Linked DNA regions of Homo sapiens: region 1 is linked to region 2. A link is a loop called in an ENCODE intact Hi-C map of the cell type or tissue named here. Cell type or tissue: OCI-LY7. All regions are shown on one strand. Each heading gives the region's core, and the rest is flanking DNA. Links, peaks and the distances in the headings are about the cores only. Region 1 overlaps WDR64 (WD repeat domain 64). Region 2 holds the start of WDR64 (WD repeat domain 64).

Region 1 (15,637 bases), core at 5,060-13,059, 49 kb after region 2:
GTGGTCAAAATCCAGAACACTAACACCACCAAATGCTGGTGGGGTGTGGAGCAAAAGGGACTCTCATTCATTGCTGATGGGAATGCAAAATGGTGCAGTGACTTTAGAATTCCGCTTGACCGTTTCTTAAGAAAATGAAACATACCCTTACTACATGATCCAGCAGTCATACTACTTGGTATTTACCCAAAGAAGTTGAAAACGTATATTCACACAAAAATCTGTACATGGATGTTCATAGCAGCTTTATTCATTATTGCCAAAACTTGGGGGCAACAAAGAAATCTTCAGTAGCTGAATGGATACACAGACTCTGGTAATCCAGATGATGGAATATTAGTCAGTGCTAAAAGGAAATGAGCTATCAAGCCATAAAAAGACATGGAGGACCCTTAAATGCATATTACTAAGTTAAAGAAGCCAAACTGAAAAGGCTACATACTGTATGATTCCAATTATACGACATTCTGGAAAATGTAAAACTGTGGAGACAGTAAAAAGATCAGTGGTTTCCAGGGCTTTGAGGGGAGGGAGGGAGCATAGAGAATTTTAGGGCACTGAAACTACTTTGTATGATACTGTAATGGGGGATAATGTCATTACACATGTATCAAAACCTATGGAGTGTACAACACCAATTGTGAACCCTAATGTAAACTATGGACTTTGGTTTATAATCTTGTGTCCATTATTATAACCAATGTAGCACTGTGGTGTGGGATTTTGATTTCGGGAGAGACTGTGCATGTGTGGGGACAGGGAGTATGTGGGAAATCTCTGTGCCTTCCCCTCAGTTCTGCTGTGAATCTAAAACTGTTCTGAAAAATAAAATCTAGTTTAAAAATGTGCTGAGCTACAAACAAGAATCTGACTTGTTGCAACAACAACAGCCATATTATTCGGATTTAGCCTTAAGGATGAGCATAAACCTATCTAAAAAAAAGATTGGTTAAAACATATAACCCTTCTCTGGTGATTTAATTCCATTCTTAAAAATTTATTTTCAAAACCCTAATAAATTTTTCTGAATTTCAGCTTTTTAATCTAAAAAATGGGTGAGTCGAAAGGAGATTGATTGTTAGCTATAGAACTTGGTCTCCTTCCCCACCTTTACATTTAGAGAACAACTAAAAGTAGTACTAGGAAAAATGGTGAGTAGCCTGTCCCCCTAACAAAATGCATGATGTCCTTTAGGTGCTCTTGAGCTGTTTAAATGAAATTCATACAAAAAAAAAAGAGTCACAAAAAATAGCCTCTGCATATACAGACTTAGAATTCCTTTAAATTCTGAGGTTTTAAATTTAAGCAATGAAATAACAGAATTAGAAATTTAATGGAAGAACAGCATATCACATCTCTAAGATGTGACTTTTTCTAAGATGTGATTTTCTTGAAAATTGTAGACTTCATGAAAGATACTTTTTTTTCACTCATTTAGAAAGGACGAAATGTTTATTTTGCTGTATAACATATTGCACTGAAAGACAAATTAAAAACCCTTCACAGCACATTAAAAACAGTTTCATTTCTTGACACCAGATTGGATTCCACAAATATCATTTATATGGCATAATTAATTGCATAGTTTCATTTAGTTTCTGTAATATAATTAACTGCTAGTGATTATACTCTTGCATTTTAAAGGAGTGCATTTCTGAAACATTTAATTAAGAAATAGATGCAAGTTTATATCCAATTTGATTATATACTATGCTGGCAATTCGTGATACATTCATAACCATAAAGGAACACTGTGAAAACGTATGCAGATTGATATGCCCTTGTAGTCCTACAGAAGACATATTCTACTTCAACATCCAGAGAAAACATGTTCATTTCCAAGATACACAAATCTATAGCCTCCATTTTACCAGGGCAAACATTTCCAGCACATTTACCAGGGTGATTACAGCAACTAATGTAGCAACCAGAAACTTATACAGGTCATATATAGCTTTTAGTCCAGAAATATATCTGTTATCCAACAAATATTTAGTAAGTCACTATGGGATAAGCACTATGGACAATACAAATATATCTAAGCCACGACCCCTGCCTCTACATGCTTAAAATTTAAGTGGTAAGATAAAACATACAGACATAAAGTCAGTGGTATGTTGAAGTCAGTTCATATTAGCTTATGAGAGTTGATTGTTAAAATTTCAGGAATTAGGCAAGCCTGTTGTTAAACATTGTCATCTTGGGATGTCAAACCTAAGCCAAAAACAATCAAACAAACAAACAAACAATCACTGACATCATTCAAAATTGAATTATATAAGCTAGTAGTTCAATTATATAAAGAACAAAGGCAGTAAATACTCAAAATACGTCACTTCTTTTTTATTTATTACAATTTACCATTGTCTGTGTTCTTGAGGGTTTTTAAAAAAATATCCTCAGAAAATACTACACAGTACAATGGCGCACAACTATATGTTTTTTTTCCTAACTCCATGTTTAGAGATGTCACATTGGTAATTTGGAAGCAGCCATGCTACCATATTTATAGCATGGAAAACAGCAAACTCTAAAAATCAGTCGACCCACCCTGCTTTCCCTGGCTGCAGCTGAATATTACACATTTACCAGCACATCATTACATGGGATGATAATTATCAATGCAAAGCACGATATATCAAAGATCAGTTGAATGGTTTAGAATTATAGGCACAGTAGAAGTTAAGAAAAGGGAGTAATAAACGATAGTTCTCAGCAAGCCTAAAAAGATAAGAACAAGAAATCTTACTTAGAGGACTATAAAAATAAACTTGGCAGTGATTTCATCAACGAGAAATGTTATAACAGCCACAATAAACATACCAAGTCTGCATTTGGAGGGATGAAGTGGCTTATTTCTACTTTCTTAAAGAGTATCTTTATACTGGTGCATTTAATTGCCTATTGCCAATGCTAAGATTATAAAATAGAAATCAAGGCATTATTCTGAGACCAGACATAGTGGCTAAGCCTGTAATCCCAGCACTTTGGGAGGCCAAGGTGGGAGAATCACTCGAGCCCAGGAGTTCAAGACCAGCCTGGGCAACATAGGGAGATCCTGTCGCTACAAATAAGTTAAAAATTAGCCAGGTATGGTGGCATGCGCCTGTGGTCCCAGCTACTTGGGAGGCTGAGATGGGAGGATCACTTTAGCCTGGGAGGTCGAGGCTGCAGTGAGTGATGAGCACACCACTGTACTCCAGCCTGTGGAATGGAATGAGACCCAGTATCAAAAAAAAAAAAAAAAAAAAAAAAAAAAGCATTAGTCTGAATAACACTGATAAGACCCTAACTTACAGCACCTGGATTTTTTTCTTTCAGAAAAAGTTCTCTTCAGAGAAAGTTCCTTTCTCTGACCTCCTCTTTTATCTTATCAGCTCTTGAACACTCTAACTCCCACTACAGCTACTCAATGACCTCACTGAAGTCTCAGATATCTTTGTTATTGGAAAGGGATCCTGATCCTGACCCCCAAAAAAGGTTCTTGGACCTCACGCAAAAAAGAATTTGGGGGCGAGTCCATAGAGTAAAGTCAAAGCAAATTTATTAAGAAAGTAAAGGAATAAAAGAATGGCTACTCCATAAGCCAGGCAGTGACATGGGCTGCTTGACTGAATACACGTATAGTTACTCCTTAATTATATGGTAAACAAAGGGTGGATTATTTCTGAGTTTTCTGGGAGAGGGGTGAGCAATTCCTGGAACTGAGGGTTTCTCCCTTTTTTAGACCATAGAGGGTAACTTCCTGACATTGTCCTGGTGTTTGCAAACCGTCATGGCACTGGTGGGAGTGTCTCTTAGCCTGCTACTGCATTATAATTTGCGTATAATGAGCAGTGAGGATGACCAGAGGTCACTCTCATGGCCATCTTGGGTTTGGTGGGATTTGGCCGGCTTCTTTACTGCAACCTGTTTTATGAGCAAGGTCTTTGGGACCTGTATCTTGTGTTGACCTTCTATCTCATCCTGTGACTAAGAATGCCTAAGCTTCTGTAAATGTAGCCCAGCAGGACTCAGCCTTATTTTACCCAGCCCCTATTCAAGATGGATTTGCTCTGGTTCAAATGCCTCTGACACCTTGATCTCTTCATTATCTCAAATTTTGTCAGCCCTCTCCTCTACTTTCTTCCCTTCCTATTGACCTAGACCCCAGGTTATTCATCTGAGATAATATCTCACCAGCATTTTCTTGGCCTTACACCCTATCTGCTCACTGCATCTGATTGCAGAACCCCAACCCTTCTGTTAGCAGAGCCCTTAGCCTAGACTCCTAATCCCTTTACATGCCTTTGCTCTACTTCCTGTCTCATTTTCTCCAGTGACTATTCCAGACTTCTGCCCCTTTCACTCTTCACTGATATCCTGTCCTCCTACATGATGAAAAACCTGGAGCCTCAAGGGGAATTCTTCAACACATCATACCTTTCAAAATTATCTCTGGCCGTACCTATTCTTCTTTTCTTTTTGTTTCAGAGGTTAAAGTATCAAACCTTCCATTGGTGACCTTATGCTCAACTCCTTCCATCTTCTCCAGGATCTTGCTGTCTCAGCTCTTCCACTGTCTCCTTATTTTCTTTCTCTATTTTTAGACACAGGGTCTCACTGTGTCACCCTGACTGGAGTGCAGTGGTGCAATCATAGCTCACTCCCCCAGCGTCGAACAGGCTAGCTGGAACTACAGGCAGGAGCCACCATGCCCAGCTTAAAACTCTTATTTTCAAACTATAATGCTCAAGTCTCTGTCGATATGAGTAACCCTTCCTTTGACCTACATTTTCCTCCTAACAATCACACTATACATTTTCTTTCCTTCTTATTTTAACTTCCGAGAAGAGTACTCTGCATTCACTGCCTCCAGTTCCTTGATGTTATTCATTCCCTCCATAATTCTCTCTAATGTAGCTTCTTCCCTATCTACTCTGTGGAATCAGAAAGCCTCAGGACATTCAGCCTTACTGATCTCACCCACCCTGAAACTATTCGCCTGGTTTCTGGGAAGCCAGAGTTGTCTCCCAGTATCTTACTGTTGGTTCTTTTTTCTTGTGATTCTTCTTTTCATGCCTTCTCTTAATGGTGGCATTCTCTAGCATCAGGTCCTTAGCCAACTTTTCTTCTTACATTCTATCCTCTTCTTGGGTGATAGTTGTATTCTTCAATACACTGATACCTATGTACTAATGAAACCCAAGCTATCTTGAATTTGGGACTTCTTCTTGCTCAATATCTGCACTTGGATATCTCATAGTCCCTCAGACTCATATGATCATATCTGAGCTTAACTTCCCCCACTTTAAAATATATACCTTCTATAGCATTTTGTATTTTGCTTGGTGGCACTATGGTCCATCCATCACTCTAGCTGGAAACCTGTCACCTCACATGATTCTCTTTTCTTCCTTGATTCCCACAAACCAGTAATCACCAAATTTGTCCATATTGCCTCATAACCACTCATGGCATCTGTCCTGTCTTCTTTATCTCTATTCCTTTCACTCTCCTGGCCCTTATCTCCAACTGCCCTCTTGCCTCAATATTATCCCTGTCAAAACGATTGTTCATTAATCTTCCAGGGTATTCTCCTGAAGATGACATCCAAACATCTCAATACTTTTCACAGTTCTCTGTCCCCTCCCCACAGCACTTCCATGATCTGGCGCCCAGCATACTCCTCACCTCATCCCCTTCAGTGCCCTTCACTGCCTTGTACTTAGCTTCCTGTAAATCTGAACTGCTTGCTGCTTCCTTGAAACCCCCATGCTGGAACTTTGTACATATTTTGAGCCTGAAATACCCTCCCCATTCTTCCTCTTCTTTCTGTCCCCCAACCTCCAGAAATCTTTAAGGATCAGATGGTACCTACTCCAGGGAATTTTCCTGACCACTCCTCAGCACCTTTCTTCCAAGATAGGTTAGATACCCTTTTCATGCTGTATTAGTCCATTCTCCCGCTGCTACAAGGACATACCCAAGACTGGGTAATTTATAAAGGAAAGAGGTTTAATTGACTCACAGTTCTGCAGGGCTGCAAAGGGTTCAGGAAACATACCATCGTGGTGGAAGGGGAAGCAAACACGTCCTTCTTCACTTGGTGGCAGGAAAGAGAAGAATGAGAAAACTGAGGGAAAAGGCCTTTATGAAACCATCAAATCTCATGAGAACTCATGCACTATCCCAAGAACAGCATGAGGGTAACTGCCCCCATGATTCAATTATCTCCCACAGGGTCCCTCCTATGACATGTGAGGATTATGGGAGCTACAATTCAAGATGAGATTTGGGTGGGGACACAGCCAAACCATATCACATGCCTCAATTTTTATTTATTGCATCTTAATTATGTTGAAAGATGTGTCTTTATAAGACACTAAGATTGGTGAGGGTTACCAATACATGCAACATTCACTTTCTGATTACTCCATTATTTGGGCAAAACTACAGAAATAATTCCAGAAGAAACTCTACAGCAGCCATCTGAATATGTATTTACTTAGCAAATACTTATTGATGAATTACTAAATTTAAGACACTGTACTAGGTGCTAGGAATTTAAAGATGAATAAGACTAGGTTGTCGACCTCATATGTAATGAAGGAGAAAACAAATGAATGAATTCCCACAGAGGGTGATAAGTGCCATGATACAGATGTAAGAGAGGGGTATGACAGGAGTGCTTAGAACATCTTAGGATAGGATTGTAGGGGTGGGTGGGGGGAACTGAGGAAGGCTTCCTGAAGATGTCACAAATGCCGAGTTTTGAAGAATTGGTAAAACTTAGTCAGGCAAAACAACTGAGAGGTAGCAGAGTGGATAAATAGACACAATACAGAAGTGGTATTCACAAAGATATGGAAGAGAAAGAGAAGATGGTGAGTTCTCAAAATTGCAAATGGTTCAATATAATTGGAGAACTGAGTGAGAGAAGAGTTGGGAAAGATGAGGCTAGACAATCCAAGCATGAAAAGACCTGCATACCATGCTAAAGAGTTGGGATTTTAACCTGAAAGCTATCGGAAGCCATCGAATGCTTTAAACAAGAGAGTAAAAAAATGTTTTTGACAGCAGATCACCCTAACAGCAGAGCGGAGAATGGATTGGGGAAGGGCAAGCTCAAAGGAGGGAGACCAATTGATGAAGATATGACAATACTACTTTAGAAGAGAAATGATGAGCGCTTGGGCTTAACCAGTGGAAGTAGGGACAGAGAGAGAACAGATATTCTTGCACAACTTACAAGAATTGGTGGCCTAGTGGATGAGAAGAATAAAGGAGAGGGAGGAATCTGTTTCTTTTTTTTTTATCCTTAACATATTTATTGCGTACCTATTTTAGACCAAAAACAGATTCCTCCCTCTCCTTTATTCTTCTCATCCAGTAGGCCACCAATTCTTGTAAGTTGTGCAAGAATATCTGTTCTCTCTCTGTCCCTACTTCCACTGGTTAAGCCCAAGCGCTCACCATTTCTCTTCTAAAGTAGTATTGTCATATCTTCCTCAATTGGTCTCCCTCCTTTGAGCTTGCCCTTGACCATTTGACAGGATGGTCAGGAGAGACTGCTCTGAAGAGACAACATTTGAGCAGAGATATGAATGTGGTGAAGATCAAATCATACAAATATCTAGAGGAAGAATGTTTGAGAACAGGTGACTGTCAGGCTTCTGGCTGGGAGGACAGTTTACATGGCACTATTTACTATAATAGAATATAAGTGAGTAAGGGAGCACTTTGCTCACTTGCTTCAAGGGAGCAAAAGAATTCTAATGTAACCTTTGCCAACTTATTTGTTGGCCATGTGGTCTTGGGCATGTTACTGAAGTTATTTGAACCTCAATAACCTCCTTTATGAATGGAAATAGCACTAACTTTCTTATCTCACAGGATTTTTGTGATGGTCAAATAAGCTGAGATGGTGAAGGTGCTCTGGAAATTGTAAAATGCTATACAAATGGAAAGTATTATTATTTGCTTACAGTCATTTAAGCTTTCCTGAAGAATGGACTTTTAAAGAAGACTTTGATTTCCGTGTGCTGTCAAAATCCATGAAAATAATAAATACCCCAACACCAGAGAAAAGGAAAGGCACTCATATTTTCCTCTGGGAACCAATTATGATGATGCCAACATTCCCTTTGTTCAAGCATTAGGATCTGTCAATCAGGTTGTGAAGTTTGTGTTAGGTTTTAAATGAGATAGTAATATTTTTTTATATAAAGACTGGACATCGTCTTCTTTTTGACAAGAAAAATATGCCCTTCAACTAGCATGATTTAATCAAATATAATACCTTTTGCGGGGAGTAACCTCAAGAGCAAAGTTGAGTTACGCACATTTTCACAATCTCCTTCTCTTAATTCACGCCATTCCATTTACACACACATACACATGCGTGCACATGCGCGCACACACACACACACACTCACACACACAGAGCCATTCTTTGGGTTTAAAGCAATTTTTTGTTGTTTATATGTTTTTTTCAAAATGCATATTTGTAAATATTTGTAAGTTACGTAATGGTATTGTAGGGGCATTAAGTTCCTACTCTCCATCGTGTTCCACAGGTTTGGTACTCAGTCATTGTGAACACTTAGATTATCTAGAAGGTTTTACTTTTCTGATTAACCAGTGCAATCTGATCTTTGCTCTGAACAACATCTACTTTGCAATAGTCAGGAGTTTGTCTTTGAGCCCAGTTCTGGGCTTCCTGGAATTTGGTTGGTAATGTATTCGTCTGAGAAGAAGTCAGGAAGTCAGTTGAGTAGTAATGACAACCTCAGCAAACAGTGGTCATTGATCTGTTCATCTAGATGAGCTTTTCAACTACTTCCTCACTTGGGCCACACTCCTAAATCTAGAAGCTGAAGAGGTTTCTCAAGTGAGGTAGTGTAATCATGTTTTCCTGAGCAGCCACTGCCATTGTAGAGTCATCTCAATAGACTGAGAATTGGGTCCATTCCATCTCTAGACTCAACATGTTTCTATTTTTGTAATTTCCTATAATGAATCTTAAGTTGAGCCAGATAAAGCTGCATTTATACAATACATAATTGGCCAGCTGTTAAATTGGGAGCCAATAGCTCCCAAGAAGACAGGAAAAAAATCCTCTCAAAAAAATTTCCATTCAGAAGTGATTACCATTCTGTTTGTAATTTTGTATGGTAATTTCACAAATGGAGTTCTGTACTAGCAAGAAAATAAACATCTGCAATTAATTATGCCATGTAAAGCATGTTGCCTGTTGCAAGACATAAGCTGAACCTTCAAACCCTTTGATAGCTTGACAGTTTCCAAGAGATATGCAACTAACTACTCAGCATTACTTTTTATTATTTACCCAACTCAGAGGCAGATTATCATATTAGAAAGAGTATAGTTGCCCTTGGTAAGGTTGCTGTGGAGACAGAACTGGTTTCTGTCCTAGCACTCACTAACCCTGTGACCATTGAACACTTTACCATTAGTTCTTCTTACCTCAGTTTCCCCATCTTTAAATGGTAATGAATATACCTACATGATAGTCTTATAAAAATTACTTAAGTTAACTCACGTAAAGTGCCTTGTTTAATGCCTGACACAAAGTACTCAATAAATGTTGGCTCCTTTTCTTGTTCCCCTAAGAAAGATACTGAAAAAATTTAAAGGAAAAAAAAAAAAAGAAAGAACTTGAATACAAAGGAGAAGAGATGAAACTATCATAGATTAGTTTGTGCACTGGTTTAAGCTTCCTGTTCCTGCATCTAGAGCAGGGATTAGCAAACTGTAGCCCAAGGCCAGATCCAATGAGTCACCTGTTTTTATAACATCTGCAAACTAAGAATGGTTTTTACATTGTTCAATGACTGAAACAAAAGTTTTAAAAAAGAATAATATCTTATGACCCATAAAATTGATATGAAATTTAAATTTCACTGGTCATGAATAGAGCTGTAAGGGAATCACAGCCATACTTATTTGTGTTATCTATGATTGTTTTCATGCTACAGTGGCAGAGTTGAGTAGTTCTGACAACAGAGACTTTATGGCAAAATCTACAATATTTGTTATCTTATTCTTTATGGAAAAATTTTGCCAATGTCTGATGTAGAATTTTCTATTGCACCCTCCCTTGCCCCTTGGGAATGGGCACAATATGGATCAATAAGAGGCAGTAATACAGAGTTAGGGCCACTTTTTAAAAATGCCTTACCTGAGGCATTCTGAAATTTCTTTCCTCTTATATCATAAAGGAGAAAAGAGAAATGCCTTATTCCTTGTTTCCTGCCCTCATTCCCCACCAACTACCTCACCGTCACCGGGAGAAAATATCGAGGGACTCTGCTGACTCAGTAGCCCTGCTTCTTTAGCAATCACACAGTTCCCCTGGGATGCTTCCCGTCTGCAGCATTGCCTTCCATTCAGTGAACAACCCCTATCGTGTAACACATGCCCCCTGAAAAAAGTCACCCCTTTACCTTCTACCTGATGACTCTGCTTCTCTCCCTGCATCACGCTCATTAATTCATGGAACAACAGGAGAAAAGTCTGAGATGAAGCATGTGGTAATTCAGCCAGGGACTTTTGATAGGGGACTCTATCAAAAAGTTTTTTTTTTTTTTCTGTTTTGAAGAAACTGTCAGAAAATGTTTCTCTTTAAAATTGCTATCATTTCAGGGGGATCAGGGAAAAAGTCAGAATGAACTTCCCAGAATCAATACATTTCTATTCTGTGTGACTCCGGGAAGTGGTTATTGTTAATCAGGTATTTGTCCCTTAAGGATATTCAAACAATTATTTATTGGGAGCCTTCTATATTCAAAGAACCGTTGTGTATTAATCCATTTTCACACTGCTATAAAGATACTATCTGAGACTCAATAATTTGTAAAGGAAAGAGGTTAATTGACTCACAGTTCCACATGGCTGGGGAGGCTTCAGGAAACTTACAATCATGGCGGAAGGTGAAAGGGAAGCAAGGACCTTCTTCACATGATGGCAGGAGAGAGAAAAGTGAGCAAAAGAGGAACTTGCCAAACACTTATAAAATCATCAGATCTCATGAGAACTCACTCACTAACACAAGAACAACACGGGAGAAGCCGCCCCCATGAACCAATCACCTCCCACTAGGTTCCTTCCTCAATACTTGGGGATTACAATTCAAGATGAGATTTGGGTGGGGACACAAAGCCTAACCATATCACATGGTATCTACATTTTATCTTGTTATTAATGAACATCATGGGCCCACATTGTACACGAAACTGTGAGTCTGGTGCCACTCTGCTATGGGTGGTGTTTACAGGTGGGGCTCACTAAGGTGTCCTGGCCAAGAGGACAGTCTCCTTCCTTCCCAACCTCACCCCTGCCATCCTGAGAAGGGAGCATAGTGTGGTGGACCTGGGCTCAAGTCCAAACACCAAACTGATATCTCAATGCACTGGAAAGTATATGAAAAAACGCTCTTCACTCTTAAAGTGCTATCGAAATGCTGGTTAATATTATCATGATAGATTTCTCACAAAATGTTTGATTTTTTATGCATGCTGGTTAGAGTAAGATACTTCTAATAACAGAATGAAAAAGCAATTTTTCAAAGGATATGCAGCTGAATATGAACATGAAATACTGGAAAGCAGGCCATCTTTCATTTTCCAAATTGACATCAATTATATGAGCCTTTCTACTTGAAAGAAGTTTTATTTAAAGGCACAGTTCACTCATTTGTAATTCATTTAATTATGTGGGCTCCTATCATTATTTTTTATAGGAAAATAGAGTAATTACATCTAAAGGGCAAATATCCTTAAGAAACTGAAATTTTTAAAATGGGAAGTATGAACACAATTCCACATGCTGAGAAATTTAAGTAAAAAGGTTGTTAGATTTGCTCATAATCAGTTAATAGGGTATTAAATGGCTCTTTTCCTGCTGTCTTAGAATTTCAGCTAATGCCATTCTAAAGAGAGGTATAGTAGACCATCCTCAAGAATTACTGGAGAGGATTGCTCTAGACCCATGACCTTTACACCATCATCCCTTGCCAGCAAATGTGAATATGATACAACCAGCAATTCAAAAATAATTGAAAAGAGGGATTAAGGTACCTGGTTGTGGGCCAATGGGGGAATGCAGGGTTATTTTGTCTGCCTTCCCCAAAATGGGAGTGGCGGTTGGGGCGAGAGCTTCTGGTGCTACAAAGCAAGTGCTGACAGGTCCAGGAAGATCTACTCCAGAAGAGCCTAAAGTGGGGAAACGCATCTAGCTCCCCAGTAGCTAGTTGCTGAGGCTCAGAACTCACAGGCTCACCTTGGGCAAGCTTGACATGTGACACATGTACGCGATGACCACTACTCGCTTCCTCATGGAGAATTTATTTTTTTTCTTTTTAGAGACAAGGTCTTGGCCGGGCGGGGTGGCTCACGCCTGTAATCCCAGCACTTTGGGAGGCCAAGGAGGGCGGATCATGAGGTCAGGAGATCGAGACCATCCCGGCTAACACGGTGAAACCCCGTCTCTACTGAAAATACAAAAAAAATAGCAGGGCATGGTGGCGGGCGCCTGTAGTCCCAGCTACTCGGGAGGCTGAGGCAGGAGAATGGCGTGAACCCGGGAGGCGGAGCTTGCAGTGAGCCGAGATCGCGCCACTGCACTCCAGCCTGGGCGATAGAGCAAGACTCTGTCTCTAAAAAAATAAATAAATAAATAATAATAATAATAATAATAATAATAATAATAATAAAAGATACAAGGTCTTAATGTTACCCCGTCACCTGGACTGGAGGGCAGGGGCATGATTATAGCTCATTGCACCTTCGAGTTCCTGGGATCAAGCAATCCTCCTGCCTCAGCCTCCTGAGTGGCTGCAGATACAGATGTGTGCCAACACGCCCGGCTAATTTTTCTTAATTTTGGTAGAGATGGGGTCTTGTTATGTTGCCCAGACTGGTCTCAGACTCTTGGCTTCAAATGATCCTCCCACCTTGGCCTCCCAAAGTGCTGAGATTACAGGTGCGAGCCACCATGCCTGGCCCTCATGGAGAATTCTGAAGGCTGCAGGCTGGGCCACAGTCTGACTTTCCCGGCCCTGGGCATTTTTGCCTTTATAGGTCCCTCCCACCATAATACTATCAATCTTACACATTATTTTTCATATACTTTTATGTCTTCAACATTTTTCTTCTGTCTTAGGAAAAATTTAGTATGTTTTCATGGGCCCTAAAAATTCTAATGTCCTATGACCCTAAGCTTTTATTTTTGCCTTCTGATTTTAAGTGCAACTAGAATATTTCCACGGGCCCCTAAAAGTACTTTGGGCTCCAGGCCTTGTGCCAGCTGTGCCTAAGGATCAGGTCGACCCTGGCTGGAGGAACCCGCCACAGAGTGGCAAGGCTGCATTCACACTGATACTGTCCAGCATCCTGTGAATTCCCTTTGGGCCACAGAAGGTAGCTTCGCTGGAGCCATCCTAATGGGAATTGGCCCAAGAAGATTTGCTGTTGGGGCGAGGTGACAAGATAAGACAGGGTAAAAGAAAATAATGCCCTTCCTGGTTTGTACTACATCCAGTTCAGTTCATTCAGCCAAGCAGCTATGGTGACAAAGTATGTCACTGGCAAACCTGTAAATGAGTCATCAGTTAGAACTTAACTACTTCTCATCTGGGACATTTAAGCATTTTCAAAAGCCTAAATACTGACTTTTGATTTATGTTACTAAATTGAGACTCCTTTTATGAACTTTGCATTTGATAGAAGGATAACTACTTACAAAGTAGATTTAAATTAGTTCAAAAAACTGTTTTAAATATTTTAGAAGTATTCTTTCACATAGAGATAATACTACCTGCTCTTCCATTTAGTAAAGCTTTCTATCTAGCAGTGAATTTGGTTATTTTGCATTATTTTTTATTAAATTTTTAAAAATCAAATTTTTTCAGGTGATTGTTCTCACTCATCAAGGTATTTTAACAAATTTTATTTAAATAATTGATTTTTAATTGTAGTGTCTATTTCAAAAAATATGAGAGCTATTCCTGCAAACTGGTAGCCTGTTAGCCAAATGCAGCTACAAAATGTGTTTGGGGGATCACTTATTTTTTTGATCTTTGCTTGTTGTGGTGAACCTGCCTTTCCTGTTGTGCATGTTGGCTGGCTCTGGGCCCGGGCTCCCCCTTTTCACAGGCATGCACTCTCAGTTCACCACAGCCCCCCTTCTCCCTGTGGTGTCATACCCAACCCCTTCTCCCAGCTAGTTTACCTGCCTGGCTGCTGCAGACTTTGAGTTTGTGACCCTCAACTGATGGACACTCTCACCTCTGTTCTTGTAGTTCACTGATGTATCTATCCCCTAGGGCAGTGTTGGGCGTACAGCTGGCACTCATAAATGTTGTTGACTCACTGACTGAGGACCCACTGAGTAAGCCCTAAAAACTCTACTTCCTTCATAGGCTTTGCTGCCCCTGGCAACTTTCCTACCTTGAGTATTTCCCTTTTGGAGTACACTTAGAGTCAACTGTCCTCTCTCCTTAACTCCCTTATGAGCCCTAGACATTCTTTGATATGAAAAACTAATTTTTTTAGCAATCTTAGACACAGCAGAACTTTTCAAACATATTACAAGCCTAAGCCTTTCCAATACAAAATTTTATAGCCAGCAACCTTCAAAGAATCCAGAAATCAAGATCTCTCACCACCCACCAGCCTGTTCTGATTTTGGTTCTTCCTCCTCATCTAGGTGCATTGCTGCTCAGAAAGTATGATGAATTATGAGAGTGCTTATTCATGTATGTCTACCCCAACCAGGGACCACTGCGATAGGCTGTGCAGGCTGTGCCCCCCACAGCTCTGGGACGCCATCCACAAAGGCTGCACAGTTGCCCTGCATGACCCCTGCCCCAGCTGCAGGTATAGGGGAAGGACAATATCTAAGATTTTAAGAATGGAAGAAACTATTTAGGTCATAGTCAACCCTTGATTTCATAAGTGGAGACACTGTAGCTCAGCAAGATTAAGTGACTTTTCTAAAGTCATATATTTAGCAACAGAACACAGCCAGAATCTAGGTCTCCTGACCTCACGTCCACAGTATATTCTAAGTCAACTTTACCAGTCGGCCCTGTCCTGCTCCATCCACTTTATGGCAGGGCCCTATAGAAGTCTGCCCATCCCACCTCTTCTTTTTACTGGGGCTCTCATAAGAAGAGCCAAAGAGTGCTTGTTCTTTCTTGAAACTGTATCAGGAGACAGCCCATGTCCTGTGAGGTCTGCAAAGCAGGGCGAATATACTCCAGGGGGTATGCAAGATGATCCATCAAATGGGGGTAGAAAACTCTAGAAGTTTTCTTTCCTTTAAATTATTATCTCATTATTTTATTGTTGTCTGTTTTATGATGTTTATATAATTTTAATTCAGTAATATATGAACATAATTTACAAATAAATGTCAGTGGTGTGCATGAAAAATAATTGTAAGAATTTTTTATTTTTTGAGACAGACTTCCCCAGGCCAGAGTGCAGTGGCACAATTTCAGCTCACTGGAACTTCCCCTTCAAGGGTCCAGCAGCTCCTGTCTCAGCCTTCTGAGTAGCTGGGATGACACGCATACACCACCATGCCTGGCTAATTTTTGTGTTTTTACTAGAGACAGGGTTTCACCATGTTG
Region 2 (15,637 bases), core at 5,873-13,872:
TATTTAGACAAGGTGGTTATGGGCAGGAGTACTGTATTGGTATGTTGGAGGAACAATAAGGAAGCAAGAATGAGAATCGGGAAATGCAGCCAGTCAGGTGGGTGTGCAGTGAATGGCCAGAATATGCAGGACCTTGGCCATTTCAATAAAAGGACTTTGGCTTTTACTCAATCAGAGTAAAGTCCAGGGCAATGCCTACTAGCAGTGAATGCAAAGGAGGAGTAAGAGGCCTTTGACAAATGCTTAAGCATTTTTGACACAGTAATTTTACAATACTATGAACCATTAAGGACATTTATTGAGCTTGACAGAAACAGGCAATGATAAGGATATATGTTTCTTTTTTAATTTTAGAATTATGTAATGACAGGATAATGGCAGAACACTACAATCTTTTATTAAAAAAAAAAACAAAAAACAAACAAATGAAAAACACCAGCATGATATAGTTTGGATGTTTGTCCCCACCCAAATCTCATGTTGAAATATAATCCCCAATATTAGAGGTGGGTCCTAGTGGTAGGTGTTTTGGTCATAGGGGGCGGATCCCTCATGAATGGCCTGGGCCATCCCCTTTGTGATAAGTGAGCTCTGGTCATCTAAAAGTGTGTGGCAACTCCGCCATCCCACTCTCTCTCTCTCTCTCTCCCTATCTGGTTGTCGCCATGTGAGATGCCTGCTCTCACTTTGCCTTCCACCATGAGTAAAAGCTCCCTGAGGCCTCCCCAGAAGCTGAGTAGATGCCAACACCATGCTTCCTGTACAGCCTGCAGAACTGTGAGCCAATTAAATCGCTTTTCTTTATAAATTACCCAGTCTCAGGTATTTACAGCAGTGCAAGAACAGCCTAATACACAGCATAAGGACAAACATGTAGACCAATGGAATAGAATAGAGAGCCAAGATATAAACTCTTACATATATGGTCCATTGATTTTTGACAAGGATGCCAAGGCCATTCAATGGGGAAAGGAGGAAAGGACAGTCTTTTCAACAAATGATGCTGGGAAAACTGCATATCCATGTGCAAATGAATGAAGTTGGAGCCTTACATTATATCATATATAAAAATTAACTCAAAATTGATTGGAGACCTATATGTAAAAGCTAAAACTATAAAACTTTTAGAAGAAAACTTCTTGGGTATGACACCAAAAGCACAGGCAACAGGAGAAAAATAGCTAAATTGGACTTTATCAAAATTAAAAACTGTTATGCATCAAAGGGCACTATCAAAAGAGTGAAAAGACAGCACAGCAAATGGGAGAAATACTTGCAAGTCATATATCTGATAAGGCATCAATATTATAAAGACCCCCTACAACTCAACAACAAAAAACTCCACACAACCCAATTCAGAAATAGGCAAAGGATCTGAGTAGACATTACTCCAAAAATATACTAATGGCCTAAAAGCACATGGAAGGAAACTTACTGTGATTAGTCATTAGGGAAATGCAAATCAAAGCCACAATGACATACCACTTCACACCTACTAGAAGGGCTATCATCAAAAAACAAAACAAAACACAAAAACAAGTGTTGGTTTTTGTGTGGAGATGTGTAGAAATTAGAACCCTGTCGTACTGCTGATGGGAATGTGAAATGGTGTGGCTCCTGTGGAAGACAATTTGGTAGTTCCACAAAAAGTTAAACATAGAATTATTGTGAGCTCATTCCTGTAATCCCAGTGCTTTGGGAAGCTTAAGCAGGATGATCACTTGAGGCCAAGAGTACAATGACCAGCCTGGGCAACATAGTAAGACCCCATCTCTTCAGAAAAAAATAAAAAATTAGCTGGGTGTGGTGGCACATACCTGTAGTCTCACCCAACTATTCAGGAGGCTGAGGCAGAAGGATCCCTTGAGCCCAGGAGTTTGAGGTTGCAGTGAGCTGTGATCGTGTCACTGCGCTCCACCCTGGGCAAGAGAGTGAGACCCTGTCTCAAAACAAAAAAAATTGCCATATGATCTAGCAATCCTATTCCTAGGTATATACACAAAAGAATTGAAAGCAGGGACTCAAACAGGTATTTGTATACTTATGTTCATAATAGGATTATTCAAAATAGCCAAAAAATAGAAACAACTCAAATGCCCATCAACAGATGAATGATACATGGAATGTGATATATACATACAATGGAATATTATACAGCCATATTTTAAAAGAAATGAAATTCTAGTACATGCTACAACATGGATGAACCTTGAAAACATTACGATAAGGGAAATAAGCCAAACACAAAAGGACAAATATTATATGATCCCAATGATATGAGGTACCTATAACAGGCAAATTCACAGAGACAGAAAGTAGAATGGTGGTTACCAGAAGCTGAGAAGAGGGAAGAATAAGAAGTTAGTGTTTAATGGGTAGAGAGTTTCTGTTTAAGATGACGAAAAAATTCTGGAGACGAATAGTAGTAATGGTTGCACAAGATTGTAAATGTACACAATGCCACTGAATGGTATACTTAAAAATGGTTAGAAAGGAAAATTTTATGTTATGTATATTTTACCACTTTTTTTTTTAAAAAAAGAAAAAAGCATGTGCAAATTGTGCCTGCATTTCACTCTCTCAGAGTGGGAGAAATAAACTACTATAACCAGTTGAGGAAGCAAGCTGAACTCAGTATGCTGCAACCAAAAAGCAGCTTGTTCTCCCTACTCATTTCAAATGTTTTCTGACCATTTGCTCCTTCCTGCCCTTAGATGGAATTTTGGCAGCTTCCAAAGCTTTTCTGCTCCCTTGCAGTTGACATCAAGGCCAGCACATTGTAATGCTGAAAAGCTAAAACTCACGGAAAACTCGCTTGTCCACACCCTCCAAGATACAGCCAGCCTCAGGCCTGGAGAACTTCTGTGAGGGTGGAGGTGAGAAGGAAAACAACTTTAGCTTCCCCCATTTTCTTGATCCGCTCGCTACCTGTAGATGCTGCTCTGGGCCCCTTTGAGATTGTGAGGGAAAAAAAATCTTCCTTGATTGGTTAAGTTGTAGTCTGATATTGGTGCTCTCTGCCAGGCACGGTGGCTCACGCCTGTAATCCCAGCACTTTGGGAGGCCGAGATGGGCAGATCACTTGAGGTCAGGAGTTCGAGACCAGCCTGGCCAACATGGTGAAATCCTATCTCTACTAAAAATATGAAAATTAGCCAGGTGAGGTGGCATGCACCTGTAATCCCAGCTACTCAGGAGGCTGAGTCAGAAGAATCACTTGAACCCAGGAGACAGCAATCCAGCCTGGGCAACAGATTGCAACTTTGTCTTTTAAAAATAATTGATATTAGTGCTCTCTGGTTGTAGCAAGTTTTAAATGTTGGGTTTTTCTCTTCTAGGATGATTTTCAGGTTCTCTAGAGAAATTGAGATCTCTGGCATCTTTCTCACACAACTCTCTCGACAGAGGCAATGCCTTTAGTAGCTGTCTGCTGGGATCTCACTCTCTGACCCTGCTTGGGGACCCTCCCAAGCTGACCCAGTCTGGCCCCTCTACTGAGAGTCTAGCGTCTGTTCCTCTGTACATATGTATGCATCTTTTGCCCTGCCAAATTCTGGAAGTGGTCTGCTGCAGAGAGCTGGCCAGCCCCAGACTCTCCCTGTCAGTGCCCCTGGGATGGAAAGAAATGGGGAGATGTCATGGCTCCTCCATGCTGAACACTCTCTCTGTGGAAGTGCTCATTAAGGATATCCTTGAGCTCCTAATGAACTCGTTGCCTTCTCTTAAATAGTTTGAAGGTGAGCAGGAGCTAATGCTTGCGGAACTGGTTCCCAGTGACTGCACACATCCTCCCGCGTGGGCCGTCTAGCCTGTCCTTTAGACAGAAAGAGGTTCATTTAAAACCCTCTAAACACCCTCTTACATTGGAACATTAAATTATCACAATACCTATATTCCAAGGAAGTCCTTTGCAAAGTATAGGGGAGCGAGGAATGGAGACACGTTTCATTTGACATTCTTGTTTGGAAACTGATAACCCCTAGCCTTCTGCATCATAAGGGGACAACAGAGAGGGAACTTCCATCAAGCATTCCTTTTCCCAGGGTTGAGACACATTCTTCCCTGGCCCCTCTAACCTTGGTCTCTGGTGAGCAGCAGAAGAGCCCTTACTGAAAATCTTGTGAAACATGTATGCACTTTTCCTACCTTAGGAAATGCAATTTAGTGGATGTGCTTGAACTTTTTTTTAAAAAAAGGAGAATCTAGCATGCCTTAAGTTTCTGAATGTCAATGCTCCTGGTGCATACAGCTCCTCAGATGGGTGAGATGTAGGGATCAGCTTAATACATAAACTGTGTATCTGTCCACATCCACTCAACCCCCAAATACATACATTTGTTTTTAAAATAAAATCTCACTTGTTACATTGCTGTTAAAAAATGGAGTTTATGGCTGGGCACAGTGACTCATACCTGTAATCCCAGCACTTTGGGAGGCTGAGGCGGACGGATCACGAGGTCAGGAGATCGAGACCATCCTGGCTAACATGGTGAAACCCCGTCTCTACAGAAAAAATTAGCCGGGCGTGGTAGCAGGCACCTGTAGTCCCAGCTACTCAGGAGGCTGAGGCGGGAGAATGGCGTGAACCCAGGAGGTGGAGCTTGCAGTGAGCCGAGATCGCGCCACTGCACTCCAGCCTGGGTGACAGAGCAGGACTCCGTCTTAAAAAAAAAAAATGCAGTTTACATGACAGAGGAGGTAGGGAAGAGTAAACAATTTCCAGAAGAAACTGGTTAGTGAAGTTATGATTAATTTACATATATATATATATCTCCACACCAACACCCATTATAGTGGAAGTTTGGTACACTGGGGTCAAAGAGAACATTTATAAGTTTCCTGAGGGAGGAAGATTAAAACAAGCTATGGACAAAGCATCAGGGATCAGAATAGCTTATAATCAGCAACGGAAGCTGATCAGAATACAGTCCTTCTAACAGCAACACTAGAAGCAAAAAGACAATGGAGTAATATCTTCAAAATATTTAAAGAAAATAATTTCCAACCTAAAATTCTGTACCCAACCAAATATCAACAAAGTGCAAGGAAAGATCAGGATGTTTTCAGATATGCAACTATCAAAAACATATCTATCTTCCAGGCCCTATTTCTGAATATGAGTCACCAAAATGAGGGAATAAATCATGGTGAGGAAAGACATAGTATATAAGCTTGAGGATGAGGGAATTCTCAAAATGATGATGAAGGGGGATGGTAGCAGGACAGCCATGCCCCTGTGTGTATAAGGCATCAGTCCAGACTGCAGGGATATGACTCAAGAGACAGCCGTGTTGAGGAGTGTGGTCACCAAGATGGCTTCTGCTCTTGTGTCATCTTTTTATTCTGAAAATGTAAGGGTGAGCCTTGCCCAGATTCTTAACAGTACCTGGTCACCAAGGGCCATGTACTGTTGAAGCTCCTGCCTACCTCTTTGTCCCCTGCCATAGGCATTAGCTGAGTATACTCATTTCACCGCAAAGGAGTTCTTCATTGATTTATCCTGGAAACTGGAGTTGGCCATCATGAACCCAGAAGCAGAAAATCCAGAGCAACCTATTGCTCCAATAGCATTTCTGCCAGATGACTGGTACCAGGCCTACACAACAGACCAGCTGAGGACCCAACCATGGGCCTTGTGTCATGGTAGCACTCCTTCCTCATACGGGCCCTTATAACATTCATGGAAGCTGAAGCCAAACTAACTCACAGCAATTATTCCACCTGCTTTTTTCTAGAGTCTTTTTCTGACAGTGCCAATATCATTTCTTTGTTTACACAGCTAGGTGTGTGTTTGCCTCTGGCTCTTTAAAATGACTGCCTTTCATGGTCATTTATATGTAAAAAATAATAAAATAGCAAAATACTTCATTGAGAAAAATAGGTATTAAAGAAAAATATACACTTATGAAGGACATTAGAAACACAGGGACAGGTTTATGAAGTTGTACATTAAAATTTAAATAATGTGCATAGTTCTGTTGAAACTAAAATTATCAAAGTATGTGGTCTGGGCTTAGAAGGCAATTTTCTAAAATTAATAGTTTTGTAAGAGTGTAGGAACATGAGTGATTTTCAATGTTCTTTAAATCTGTGGCCACATCATTTCCGCAACCGAGAAAATATAAGCACAAATGCATCCGGTAGCTCTATAAATGACCATAATAGCTGTGACTTGCTCCTGCATATAACAGCAAAGATGTTCCCAAAAGCTTCTGCCATAATGTGCATTTATACCTACTATCAACACGTCTCCTCCTCCTACTCTGTTTAGCCCACCATTCCACTGAGGTAGGCTTTCTCAAGGTCACTAGCATCCACGTTCCAATGGTTAATTTTCAGTCCTCATCTTACGTAGGCCCTCAGCAGTACTTGGCAAGGTTGACTGCTCCTTCATACTTTAATGCTTATCCATAGATATTTCAGTATCTGGTTCTAAAATACAACATCACATAAATAACAGTGCTATGGTCCAAACGTTTATGTCCCCCCGAAATTCATATGTTGAAACCTAACTCCAAGGTGATGGTACTAAGAGTTGGAACCTTTCGGAGGTCATTAGGTCATGAGGGTTTCACCCCCATAAATGGGATTAGTGCCTTCATGACAGGGCTTGAGGGGACCTGTTTGTCCCTTCCACCATATGAGGACACCTAAAAGGCACCATCTATGAGGAACAGGCCCTCACTAGATACAGAATCTGCTGGAGCCTTGATTTTGGACTTCCCAGCCTTCAGAACTGGGAGAAATTTCTGTTGTTGATAAATTATCCAGTCCAAGGCATTTTGTTATAGCAGCAGGAATGGACTAAGACAAACAATATAACATAAAATATAATTATTAAATCTAAACAATGAACAATAATTTATTATTATCATCAAATATCTACTTGGCGTTCCAATTTCCAATTGTCTCATGTATTTTAAACTCTTTTTAAGTTTGGTTGTTGAGTCAAGATCTAAATACAGTCCACACACTGTGGTTGGATGGTGTTTCTTTAAAGTCCTTTTTAATCTATAGCTCCCCTCCTCCTTCCTTTTGTCTTCCTATGCAATTTCTTTATTGAATAAACTGGATTATCCATCCAGTGGCTCTTTCCTTTTCAAAACAGCTTTTCTTCTTGGCTTCTAGGATGATCCTTTCTCTTGGTTCTCCTTGTACCTCACTAGCCACTCCTATTTACTCAGTGGTTCTTCTTGATCACTCTGCCCTCCCAACACTGGCATGCTCAGGGTTTGATCCTCACCTTGCCTTCTTCTTTATCTGCATTGATTCCCAGGTGATCTCATCCAGCCTAATGGCTTTAAATACAATGCCGTCTGAATGCTGATGACTCCCAAGCTCTCCCCTGAACCCTGGATTCTTACGTCTGGTTATTCAACATCCACAATTGTTTATCTAATAGAATTCTCAAACTTAACATATCCTGAACTGAATCCTAATTTCCCCCACTCCCCACAATCTGCTCCTTCTATTGGATTCCTCCCTCCCAAACATAGGAAATTATAATTCCATCCTTTTGATTTCTTAGGGCCAGGATCCCTGGAGTTGTCCCTGATCCTTCTCTTGCTCTCATACCCCCATCTGATCTATTAGCACACCTGTCACATCTACCTTCACACAATCTGACCACTTCGCACAACCTCCGTCACTAGTGCCCTAATCTCAACCACTGTCATCTCTTACTTGCATTACTGAAATTTCCACTTAACTGCCTTCCCGGCTTCTACCCTCTCTCCCTTTCAGTTTATTCTCCGCAAAGCAGCTGGAATGATTCTTTTCAAATGCACGTCAGATCATGTCACTGTTCTGCTCAAAAACATCCCATCTCAGAGTAAAAGCCAAAGTCCTAAAACAGCCAATAAGATCCTACGTGATCTGGATGCCACCCCCTGACTCTCTTGCCTTCTCTCTCTACCTCTCTCTCTCATCCCACACCACCTCAGTCACACTGGCCTCTGTCGTTTCTCAGATATGTGAAGCACACACCAATCTCAGGACTTTACGCCTGCTGTCCCTAGAACATCCTTCTACCATTTATCCACATGACTTGCTACCTCACTTCTTTCAGGTTTCTGCCCAGAAATCTTTCTATTAATGGGGAATTCCCTGATCTCCCTACCTCTTTTACTTTGATTTTTACCCCCACCCTAATACACACAAAATTCCTCTCTCTTCGTAGCACAATTGCTCACTGATACATTATTTATTTGTTTGTCTGTCTTCTGCATTAGTCTATAAACTTGAGAAGCTATTTTATTCACTGCTGTATCCTTAGTGTCTAAAACAGCCTCTAGCATGAAGTGTGTATTCAGTAAATATTTCCTAGATGAATTAATGGTGAATGCATTAGAATTGTAGGAAGAGTGGTTCTCCAGACATCACTGTACAGTGGTTTGAAAGCTTTAAAGGAAAAAGGAGGAGAAACAAATGGGGTTGGGGGATTTTTCTTTAAATAAAATCTTACTGCGCTCTCCTAACAGATAGTTAGAGGTGGACACCAAGAAGACAGTACTGGAATTGGAGGTGCTCTGAAATGCCATCTGCTTCATCTCTGAATGCAAGTTCTTGAAGAATGTTTTAAAAGATGGACTACCAAGGGGTAGGAAATTTATCTAACTCACCTAAGCCATAGGAAGTTAACTAATTGTTGAGAAACATTAAACAACTTCTCCTTCCCATAAAAAGTTGAAAATTGGAAAACCGGAGTCAATAGCATTTGGACTAAGTCGGATTGGAGATTGCAATGACTGGGAAGGAGATGTGCAGAAAGGCCTCTTCTAATTCATCTGACCTCTTACCTTGAAAAGCTGTCCTCATAATCAGAAGCCACTCCTTCCTTATCCTTGGCTCACTTTATTATTTCAATCGAAGGACAATGCACAAAGGAAGAAGAGCATTTGTATTCCCTATGACCTCTAAAAATGTTTGTGGTAGAAATGACAGGTGCTGAAATACATTTCATCTTTAGAAGTTCGAATTTCCATATCCAGTACAGTGGCAAGAATAAGTGTGAATATTACTTTTTTTTTTTTTTGAGAGGAAGTCTCACTCTGTCACCCAGGTTGGAGTGCAGTGGTGTGATCTCAACTCACTGTAACCTCTGACTCCCAGGTTCAAGTGATTCTCTTGCCTCAGCCTCCTGAGTAGCTGAGATCACAGGTGCCCGCCACCACATCCAGCTAATTTTTGTATTTTTAGTAGAGACGGGGGTTTCACCATGTTGGCCAGGCTGGTCTTGAACTCCTGACCTCAGGTGGTCCACCCACCTCGGCCTCCCAAAGTGCTGGGATTACAAGAATGAGCCGCCGTGCCTGGCCAAACTTTACTTTCCGCGGTATTGTGAGGAAGGCAAAAGGTTTGAGGTGAGAAGAGATACACGAGGGAGAAAGTATTACCCAGTTTTCTTACTTGTTATTTACTCATTCCTTTTCCCTCTCAAGCAGTATACACAACACACACATGTGCACGCGCACACACACACACAGTCTGTGGGGAAAAAAATATCTCAATCTCCTCCTTATGAAGGAAGTAGGATGTTACAGAGATATTATGATGCAATGAGGACCCTATGAAGGACACTGATGACATTGTGAGGTCAGGATTTTTACTGAAATGTTTGTCTGTATGAAATGCATCAGACCTAAATCAGCTTTCCTCCCTGCTAACATCCTAGTGGCAACTCTTACTCCTACCCGCACTATGGGATTTTAAGATCAAAGGAATTAGACCTAGGGCAAAAACTGAGACAGCAGGGAGGCACTGTAACAACTGGAAAGTTTTCCAAATTGGTAAACTTGCAGTATTCTTTCTGTACAGAAGTAAAAGATCCCCTATGTCCCTATGGATATCAGGAAGGAAAAGCGTCTCAACATGGCACTTCAGATGAGCAATTTCAAAAAGGCTTTGAACAGGTTTGAAAAATTGGTTGAACAAACAGCAGCCCAGAAAAGAGATGAAAGAGCAGGCTTATTTATCCATAAAGAAGGTAAGATCAGTGATTACACGATAGTCCAATTGGGTCTGTTGGTTAGAACTGGAAAATGTTTTAAGCCATCAGAGAGAAGCATCAGAGCTTAATGTGAAAGAATGGGTGCTGAAAGGGGATGAAGACCTCAGTTCTTGTTCTTTCTCTGTCCCTAAATAACAAAGCGGACATGAGGAAGCTTTTGTTTTGTTTTGTTTTTGTTTTTGTTTTTTTTTTTTACTTCTCTGAACCGAAGTTGCTTCAATTGTAAAACTATGGGATTGGATTAAATGACGTCCAGTGTTCTTCTGTAGACGCTGCCATTTGATGGCTCACTGGTTGACCTGGGATGCTCAGTAATGTATAGCACTGCTTTTTCTTAGCCTAAAGATATCATGAGACCATAAAGACTTTCATAAGAAGTGCAGCTTCCTGCCTCACCATGATTCCATTGTCTTGGCCACTCTCCATATCTCTAGGCAGGAATGATCTTGAGGATGCAAGCTAAGGAGAATATGGTGGACAGTGGTCTTACAGGAGGATTTGCAGCAGAGATGCCAGTGCATAGACAAGATTCAAGGGGAGTGGTGTAGTGTACAGCTTTGGCGTATTGAGGACAGCTGTGAAAAATAAAGCTACATGGCAGAGTGAAAGACTAACAGAACAAACCCTGCTGTTGCAATGAAAGGAGCAGAGCCCATATAATTGCTAAAGGGATAGTATAGCCAGCCTCTGAGTGTGCCAGGCTGCATAGTAATTTGTAAGTGAAAATCTTGACTTTGGGTGTTCAAACCCAAGCTGGTATTAATTGAATAGTATTTAATAATTTATAGTCATGTTAATCAATGTCATTATGTTCATTTTATTTGTGGAAAAAATGGGAGCTGAAGATAAATCATTTGCCCAAGTTACCCAAATTCTTTTCTTTTCTTTTCTTTTTTTTTTTTTTTCTGAGACGGAGTTTCATTCCTATTGCCCAGGCTGGAGTGAAATGGTGCGATCTCGGCTCTCTGCAACCTCTGCCTCCCAGGTTCAAGTGATTCTCCTGCCTCAGCCTCCCAAGTAGCTGGGATTACAGGCACCCACCACCACACCCGGCTAATTTTTTGTATTTTTAGTAGAGACGGGGTTTCACCATGTTGGCCAGGCTGGTCTTGAACTCTTGACCTCAGGTGATCCACCTGCCATGGCCTCCCAAAGTGCTGGGATTACAGGTGTGAGCCACCGTGCCCGGCCAAAGTCACCCAACTTCTAAGTGTTAAAGCTAAGACTTGGACCTTTTGGATATGCTTTTTCGGTGATTGGGAACTTGACTGGGCCTTCTAAACTACTCAACAAAACTTGCATTTTTTCCTAGTCAGTTTGTTTTACCTCTCTCTAATTGGTTTTTCAAACCCTTGACACTTTTTCTGAATTCTCTATGGGATGTCTGCTTCTCTCAGCCAAGTTTTCTACGTCATAAAAGAAAGCAAGGTCAAAAGACAAGAATTCTCTCAAACCCCCCTTTTCCACTTCTGAATCACTGAAAGCAGCAGCTGTCCTTTCTATTTCTCCTCCCCTTCAAAGCTATCAGTTTGCTGCAGCAGCTTCAAAATCTCCTTTTCTACTGGATTTGTCCTCTCAGTCTAAAAATATACTCAAGCATCATGACCTTGACTTTCTCTTTTCTTTAAGCTACCACTGTATGCCTCTCCTTTCCTTCTCCACTGAATTTCCTGACAATATCACCACTTAACTTTCAATCTACTCAGGTCTGGCTTCTCTGATCACTTTGCTGAAAATGCTCTAACCAAGCTATGTGATAAGCTAATATAGTTGCCAAATTCAATAAATTGTTTTCATTTTCCAGCCTACTTGGCCATTGCACTAGATTAACACTGTTAGCTGCCTCTGCTTCAAGAAACTTCCTTATCCTGCGTCTTTCATCACATCATTCTTATTTTTCCCATCTCAATTCTTTCTTTGCTTCTTTTTCTCCTTGAGCTTTGCCTACTGTGTTCTCTCTCAGTCTTAGAGCATAGCTACCATCTAACTAGTTTCCTAAGCCAGATATCTTGGTATAGGCTGTATAGGCTGAGCATCCCTGATCCCAAAATCCAAAATCTAAAATGCTCCAAAATTCAAAACTTTTTGAGAGCTGACATGAGATAGGGGCATATTAATATTTGCTTTCTGATGATTCAATGCATACAAACTTTGTTTCATGCACAGAATTATTAAAACTATTGTATAAAATTACCTCCAGGCTATATGTATAAGGGGTGTATATTAAGTGTAAATAAATTTTGTGTTTAAACTTGTGTCCTATTCCCAAGATATCTCACTATGTACAGTATATGTAAATATCCCAAAATCTGAAAAAAATCCATAATCTGAAACACTTCTAGTTCGAAGTATTTTGGATAATGGATACTCAAACTCTGTAACCTTTCACTATGTCATGGTATCTATCTCTTGGCTTATTACAACAGCCTATTACTGTAATAGTCTTCTTGGCCAGGCGCGGTGGCTCACGCCTATAATCTCAGCACTTTGGGAGGCCAAGGTGGGCGGATCACGAAGTCAGGAGTTCAAGACCAGCCTTGCCAACATGATGAAACCCTGTCTCTACTAAAAATACAAAAATTAGCTGGGCATGGTGACGTGTGCCTGTAGTCCCAGCTACTCGGGAGGCTAAGCCAGGAGAATTGCTTGAACCAGGACCCGGGAGGCAGAGGTTGCAGTGAGCCAAGATCGCACCACTGCACTCCAGCCTGGGCTACAGAGAGAGACTCTGTCCCCCCTCACCCCCCAAAAAATAGTCTTTTTGCCAAGTTAATCATTTCTCTATACTTCTGCCAAGAGTTTTTCATTTTAAAAATTATCAATGTGCCATATTCCTGGTTTATTAGCTCACCTCTAAAATCCACATATACTAACAAAGCATGCAAGGTCATTCACAGCTTGCCTCAGCCCAGCTTTTCAGTCTCAACTCCTGGCATTTCCCTTCATGCACCTTCTGCCCTAAAACAAACTTCTTGGCATTTCCAAACATGCTCTTAATGACTCTGATTTTGCGCATGTCATTCCCCAATATGGAGTGCCTTTTTTTCTTTTCTTTTTTTTTTTTTGATGCCTGTAAACTCTTCCTCATCTTTCAAGACCCAAATCAAATGTCACCTCTTTGTAAAAACTTCTGAACTTTCCCTAAGCAAAGCCATCCTCAGCACTGTTCATGCACTTTATTGCCATCTCGGGGAATTTACCTGCTTCATTTAACCTGCTAAAGTTGATATTAATGTGTTCATTCGTTCCTGCCCCTTATCCTCCACCATTGGCCTGTGGTTGTTTTGAAGGCTTTGTGAACCTCAGGCTGGCACAGGGCCTGGTGTCCAGAAGGTACTCCTTCAATGTGTTCTAAATGCACAAGTTGACCTTGCTCTCATTAAGAAACTTGCAATCACAAAGCCACACTGAAAATTTCCTTTCTCTATAGTTTTCAAGATTTGATGAAAACTGCATACTGCTAGACAAGTTACCTTCTATCACGGGGCGGCCTAAGAAAGAGTGAGGAGAAGGCAGAAATGTCATCTTCACTTTTGTCAGGCTGTTAATAATGTCTGGCACAAATTCATATTTATTAACCAATATTGGAAAATAAGGTCTCCCTCTCACTATTACAGGCAAGGAACTAAGAACTAGAGAGAATGTTTTTAATGGAACAGGGTCTGCCTCAGAAATGATATCAAGTAGATTGAAGGAATTTGTTCAAAAGTAATGCTCTTAGATCTTGTGAGTGACCTGGGGGAATTAATTTTATCCCAGGACAAAGAAAGTCTCATTATCCTCATCCAGTGATATTTACAATGAAACTCATATCTTGTAGCAGTTGGTGTAAATAAATATAAAACAGCTAAGGAACTGTTCAGATGCCTCATGAGAATTTCTGACTCAATATTACCAAAATAGAGTGCTTTATTTTCCCCAACAATCTTCTTCCCATTGCCTTGCTTTTGGTAAATAGATCAACATTTGCTGAGTTTTGAAACTGGAAACCTGAGTGTCATTCTAGAACCAGGTATCTTAACCTTGGCACTACTGATGTTTTGGCTAAATAATTATTTGTATATGTGTGCGTGTGTGGAGTTGGGGGCCTAGGGTGGGGGCTGTCTTGTGCATTGTAGGATGTTAAGCAGCGTCCTTGGCCTCTACTCACTAGATGCCAGTAGCACACCTACTCCTAGTTGTGACAGTCAAAAATGTCTCAAGTCTTTGCCAAATGTTGTGTGTGTGTGTGTGTGTGTGTGTGTGTGTGTGTGTGTGTCTGTCTGGGGATGGAGGTGAGGTGCAAAATCTCCCCTGCATAAGAACCACTGCTCTAGATTCCTGCCTTTCCTTTGCTTACCACTTCTGCCCCCAAAACTTCCAACCCACTAGCATATCTTTACAATTCTACTACTTCCAACCATATATTACCATCTCCACTACTATCTCTAGGGTGCCTGTATTCTAGGGTGCCACTTACCATCCAACTGGGGACACTTTCAAGACTGAAAGGGAATGTTATTAATAATTTTAAAAAGAGGCATAAACGAGACTTTCCATGGCAGCCCAGGATGTGCAGTCACCCTCAGTGTTACCCTGGCCCAAACCTCCATTTTCTGAAGCCTACACTAGTGCAATTGCCCTCCACTAGTTTTACGTCTTTCCATCTGGCCTCCTAGCAGCAGCAAGTGTGCTTTAAAATTTTTTAAGGGCATATTATATCATTTCACCCCATAAAACACCCCAAAGACATCTTACCATCATGCTTAAAATAAAATACCCGCTTCTGACTCTAGCTCTGCCCTCCTTCGCCCCTGGTCTCACCTCACAGCATTTTCCGCAGTCCTCACTGTAGGTACCTCATACCTACTGACCTTCTTGGAACATGCCAAGCCTGTGCAGCCACAGGCCTTCGTGTTGATCAGCCTCTGCCTAAAAGGCTCTTGTCTAGCTTTCTATGTGGCTGACCCTTTTTTTGCTCATCAGGTCTCAGCTTAATTCTTTTACCCACCTCCTTAAAGAGGCCTTCCCTGAGGTCTACCCCTACCTGCCACCACCATACAATTTTATCACAGCTCCCTACTGCTTTCCTTTTTTGTGCTTATTCTACAACAACTTGTTTATTTTAACTTCGTTACTGAGCTTGACATACATATAATAAAGCCCATAAAATGTACTCTTCTGAAGGAGGTAGCTCTGTAAACTTGAACCTTGGTAAACACACCTTTAGCCACCATCCAGATCAAGACAGGGAACATTTCTAGCATCCCAGAAAGTTCCCTCATGCCTTTTGCAGCAATACTGCTTTTCACCTTATACACAGGTAACCACTGATGTAATGTCTATCTTTATTAATTAGCCTTGCCTGTCACAATCTGTAAATAGTTTGTTCACTTGATACTTTTCTGATTTCCTGCTATAATATAAGCTCCCTGAGGGCAGGGATCTTGCTTATCTAATTTTCTATTCTAAGCCCAATGTCTGGCTCAGTTCTTACACATAACAGATACTCATATTTTTAACTAAATAAAACCATCTGATCTTGTCTATACAGTTTGAGAAAGCCTCACATCTAATTCCTTCTTGTCCTTAGATTCAATAGTCTTACCCCAGGGAATTACGAAATTTGACAAAATCAAGATTCAAGCA

The links. Peaks named below come from ENCODE experiments on the same cell type or tissue, not always from the same donor. Only the 100,000 strongest peaks of a DNase experiment are listed, where the experiment ranks them.
Region 1: a loop joins it to region 2, with 5 times the contacts of the local background. A loop is called at or near these places in 10 of 110 quality-filtered maps.

The regions. Positions count from the first base shown.
Region 1 is chr1:241,692,883-241,708,519 of GRCh38, forward strand. All of the region lies in intron 8 of WDR64 (WD repeat domain 64), which reads left to right. All of the region lies in intron 1 of LOC124904603 (a long non-coding RNA gene), which reads right to left. Among named protein-coding and RNA genes, the nearest start is that of WDR64, 48 kb to the left of the region's middle. In OCI-LY7, for the core only: no CTCF peak of the experiment used is centred there; no DNase peak of the experiment used is centred there.
Region 2 is chr1:241,642,645-241,658,281 of GRCh38, forward strand. It overlaps WDR64 (WD repeat domain 64), which reads left to right and starts at 9,637. Exons shown (of 28, transcript NM_001367482.1): 1 at 9,637-9,985. The coding sequence starts at 9,841. In OCI-LY7, for the core only: no CTCF peak of the experiment used is centred there; no DNase peak of the experiment used is centred there.